2 separate regions of the Homo sapiens genome follow, and region 1 is linked to region 2. Evidence: read pairs that join two places in POLR2A ChIA-PET (ENCODE). Cell type or tissue: GM12878. All regions are shown on one strand.

Region 1 (2,500 bases), 150 kb before region 2:
ATAAATAAATAAAGTTTGGAGCCAGGCATGGTGGCTCACATCTGTAATCCCAGCACTTTGGTAGGCCAAGGTGGGCAGATCACTTGAGGTCAGGAGTTCAAGACCAGCCTGGCCAACATGGTGAAACCCTGTCTCTACTAAAAATACAAAACTTAGCTGGGCGTGGTGGCACATGCCTGTAATCCCAGCTACTCAGGAGGCTGAGGCAGGAGAATCACTTGAACCCGGGAGGGGAAGCTTGCAGTGAGCCAGGATTGCTCCACTGCACTCCACCATGGGTGATAGAGTGAGACTCTGTCTCAAAATAAAATAAAATAAAATAAAATAGTTGGTAGAATTCAGCAGGAAAATAATTCTAGTCCCGGGATTTCTTTTTAAGAAGCTTTGAAGTTAGTGATTCAATTTCTTCAGTAGAGAGAGGGCCGTTTTTTCTTCCAGTGTGTTTGGTAGTTTGTGATTTTCAAGAAATAGGTTCATTTCATCAAAGTTGTTGAATTTATGAGCATAGCGTGTTTATAGTATTCTCTTATTTATCTTTTTTAATGTCGGTGGAGTCTGTAGTGATGTCCTTACTGATATTGGTGATTTTTATTTATTTTCCTTTGTTTATCAATTTTAATTATCTTTTTAGAGAATCAGGATCTTTTGGTTTCATTGATTTGCTTCAAAGTTTTTCTGTGTTCAGTATTATTTACTGCTCTTACCATTGCCCTCTGCTTGTTTTGGATTTATTTTGCTCTTTTTCTAATTTCTTAAATGGGGGGCTTAGATTGTTAATTTGAGACATTTCTTCTTTTCTAATATAAGCATTTGAAGCTGGGCATAGTGAAGTGTGCCTGTAGTCCCAGCTACTTGGGAGGATGAGGTAGAAGAATTGCTTGAACTCAGGAGTCTGAGGCTGCAGTGAGCTATGATTATGTCACTGCCCTCCAGCCTGGGCGACAGAGCAAGACCCTGTCTCTAAAATATATAAGCATTTGAGTCTATAAATTTTCTTCTGAGCACTGATTAGCTGCATTATACAAATTCTGACATGTTTCTCATTTAGTTCAACATGTTTTTATTTTCCCTTGAGGCTTCCTTCTGTGACCAATAGATTATATAGCCAAGTATTTGGTTGTTTCCAGATAGCTTTATATTAATTATTTCTAGTTTAATTCCATTATGGTGAAAGAACATACTTTGTATGATTTTTGTATGACTTGAATCCTTTTACATTTGTGAAGCTTTTCTCCCCCCACCCCCCCCCTTGGAGATAGGATCTTGCTGTCTTCCTCCAGGCTGGGCTGCAGTGGTGTGTGATCACGGCTGGCTGCACCCTCAACCTCCCAGGCTCAAGCAGTCCACCCACGTCAGCCTCAGCCTCTTGAGTACCTGGGACCACAGGCTCACACGACCACGTCTGGCTAATTTTTATAATTTTTTTGTAGAGACCGAGTCTTGCCATGTAACTTAGGCCAGTCTTGAATCCTCCCACCTTGGCCTCCCAAAGTATCGAGACTGTAGGCATGAGCCATTGTGCCCAGGCAAAGCTTTGATTTGTGGCTCAGAATATGGTTGAGTGAATGTTCCCATGTGCATTTGAAAAGAATGTGTATTCTTTTTTAATGAAATGTTCTGTAACTGTGAGGTAGATCCAGTTGGTTGTTGTGGTAAGTTCTACATCCTTGCTGGTTTTCTCCCTATCAATTAACATGAGAGGAATGTTGAAATCTCTAATTATAATTGTGGGTTTATTTCAATTCTATCAATTTTTGCTTTATGTGTTTTGAAGTTTTGTTAGGTGCATACTCATTTAGGATGTTATACCTTCTTCTTGGTGAATTCATCCTTTTATTATGTAATGTCCCTCTTTATCCTTGGTATATTTTCTTGCTTTGAAGTCGGCTTTTTCTTCTGATATTAAAATAATTATTTCAGCTTTCTGTGATAAGTGGTTGCATGGTGTTTGTCTTTCTATCTTTTTACTTCTAACTTACCTCTCCCTAAATTATATTAAAGTGGGTTTCTCTTCTTTCCTCTTTTCTTTCTTCTTGCTCTGTTGCCAGGCTGGAATTCAGTGATGTGATCAAGGCTCACTGCCACCTCCAACTCCTGGACTTAAACAATCCTCCCACCTCAGCCATTTGAGTAGCTTGGGACTAAGGGCGCGTGCCGCCACACCTAGCTAATTTTTAAATTTTTTGTAGAGATAGAGTCTTGCTAGGTTGCTCAGGCTGGTCTCGAACTGCTAGCCTCAAGTGATCCTCCTTCCTAGGCCTCTGAAAGTGCTGGAATTACAGGCATGAGCCACTGTGCCTAGACAAAATCTGGGTTTATTGAAGACAACATATGGTTGGGTCTTTTTAAAAAAATACATTTTGACAGTTTCTGTCTTTTCATTGATGTGTTTAGACCATTGCCTTTTAATGTAATTATTGATATTTAAGACTTAGTTTAAACATAGTATTTAGTTCAAATAATCATTTAATTATTTGTTTTCTGTTCAGTGCCTTTGGTT
Region 2 (2,500 bases):
TTCTCATGTCTCAGCCTCCCGGGTAGCTGGAATTACATGTGTGCCCACCTCGGCTTCCCAAAGTGCTGGGATTACAGGTGTCAGCCACCATGCTGCCCAGCCTTGATTCTTTTTAAAGGGATTCGTTACCATTAATTGAAGTATTTTGTATTTAAAATAGGATTTAAATTAAACCAAAGGCCCTGAGCTGATAACTCACTTCAGTATTATGTTCCAGTTTAACCACCTTTTGAGGAAGGGAAATGGAGAAGATACTGGGACTGGAATAAGGGCTAGCTGCAATGAAAATAATAAGATGCAGCAACACTACTTCCTGATTTGGATAAAGAAGAGCTGGAGTAAAGAGAGAGCTGTTTTATTTCAGCTCCAGAGGGAAAACCCTAGTGTGTATTATAGGAGAGAGCTGGAGGGAGTGGGAAGAACCTTCTGGCTGCTGCTCAGATGTGTGCTGGAACTACAAAGTAGGGATTTTCCTTTGATGAACTCAAACTGCTTAGAAAGGTGAAAAGTTCACTTGTAAATGAGACTTGGTAGTGCAAACCAGGAGCAAAGAGAAGGAGCTCTCGTGTTCTTGAAGCTATCTTCAAGCCTCCAGTGATGTGTAGGGGTCTGAGGTTCCCACTCTGGGCTGTGGATCAGGGTGAGTTAAAAGGAATGTTTTAATGAAAGAGCAAGAGCATAAAGAAAACTTACCAACATATACGTTAGAGTATATTAACTTTGGAGTTGCTTTATAAATAGTAGTTGAATAGATGCTTCATCAAAATTTGATGCATGTATGAAATGTATATTTGAATATGCATTTGAATATATATACATATATCTATATCCATTTAATTGCATGTCAAAGCAGATGGACTTAACAAAGAGCTAACATGTAATCTCATGTCCTAAATAAGAGGTGAGCTTTGATGTCATGTCTGTGGTAGATTACCACTACCTGGTAATAGACTATTTAAGTTATAGGATTAGTTGCAAAGACAAAGAAAATCTCGCTCAAGTGCTATAACTGAACACTCAAAATGAGGAAGTAGAAGTCTAGGTAGTGATGATTCATAAGTGAAAAGAAACGATCTCTGTTCTCTTGCTATTTAGAAGCCACTTTTGTCATTCAAAGAGCTCTCAAGCTCCATCAGTTCATACATATCATATGCTTAGGGCTGGTCACGATTCTGCCAACACTGCAACCTCTGTACCTACCTTTCTATCTTTTCTTATGATTCCTATTCTCCCTTTATTCTCTATCACATTTATCATAGAGCATAAAGAAAATAGAATTTTCACAACTTTTTGGTTAGGTCCTAGATAAATCAGCTGGGCTTTTTCCCCCCATGGATGATTGACAATTCTGATGTAATACAGAATAAAGGGAGCTCTGAAGACCAAAGTCTATGGTCTTCACTGCATCTCAATTCCCAACGATTCTTATCATATGCTAACTTCTACATTTTTAGTTTTAGGAATTTTAGTGTTCTGGGACAGGATGTTTTAATTCTAAATATATTCCCTGAGCCATAAAACCCAGCAAGAACAGCATAAGTACTCAAGCTAAAATGTGTGAATAATAACCTAACCAAATCAATAATTTAAGGCCAGTGCAGATGTGTGAAGTTACATGTGTTCCTGACAACTTTGTTACTCTGTGTTTCTACTGATTTTGCTTTTCTGCTTCCAAGTCTAGTGAAATGCGTTTGCAATATAGAGACATCAAAGGCCTGATGAGTGAGCTGGTGGTGCTGATCAGCGGAAAGATCAAAGCAAGCAGGTCTGTAGAGGGATTAGGGATATTATCACGGCAGAGGTTCAGTGATAAAATCAACCTGACAGGGTAGAACCTTGGTTTTTGGAATAAGGCTGGCCTATAAGGTCTGAGGGGGATTAGCAGAAAGAAGAGCTTCATGCTGAATCTTGTGATGGCTTGAACTAGGAATTAAAAAATTCCCCTGGTCAAGGAAATGTTGTAGGACTTTCTCCTTAGTTCAGCTAAAAGTCGGGTTCTTGTCACATGGCCATGAGAGATTAGGCTCTCAGACAATTTGAAGGGTGAGAAAAATGGAATTTATTGGTGAAAAGGAAAAAAAAAGGGAAACAGGGACTTTCAGCAAAGCAAGAGTCCTGCTAGCTGGTTTCCATCTGACAGATTGAATCCCAGTTTCCATCCCCAACAAGAGAGGCCAGGCTCCTTCCCGCTGCAAAGGGTGTGAACTTCTGTGGCTCCACCCTGTTCTCCTGGTGTGTAGGCTGGTCGGAGTTTCTCTGGGGACCCCTTTAGACTTGGCTGTCTCAGAAAGAATGGGCTTCAGATTTTAGGAGTAGCCTAAGCCAAGCCTAAGCAAGCCAAGGAGAGAGACCCCAGGAGAAACTAACCCTGCTGATGCCTTGATCTTGGACAATCTATCCTCCAGAATAGTGAGGAAATAAATACATTTCTGTTGTTTAAGCCACGCAGTCTGTGGTATTTTGTTGTCATAGCCCTAGGAAAACTGAGGCTTCTCATGAT

What was found. ChIA-PET counts read pairs that join two places held together with the same protein. Peaks named below come from ENCODE experiments on the same cell type or tissue, not always from the same donor. Only the 100,000 strongest peaks of a DNase experiment are listed, where the experiment ranks them.
Region 1: POLR2A ChIA-PET joins it to region 2 with 5 read pairs; 1 of 35 experiments calls an interaction of 5 or more read pairs at or near these places.

What each region holds. Positions count from the first base shown.
Region 1 is chr3:5,150,482-5,152,981 of GRCh38, forward strand. The region is part of intron 1 of ARL8B (ARF like GTPase 8B); the gene reads left to right. Among named protein-coding and RNA genes, the nearest start is that of ARL8B, 29 kb to the left of the region's middle. In GM12878, no CTCF peak of the experiment used is centred here; a DNase peak (open chromatin) is centred at 1,335.
Region 2 is chr3:5,297,603-5,300,102 of GRCh38, forward strand. No RefSeq gene overlaps it. Among named protein-coding and RNA genes, the nearest start is that of MIR4790, 49 kb to the left of the region's middle. In GM12878, no CTCF peak of the experiment used is centred here; a DNase peak (open chromatin) is centred at 1,049.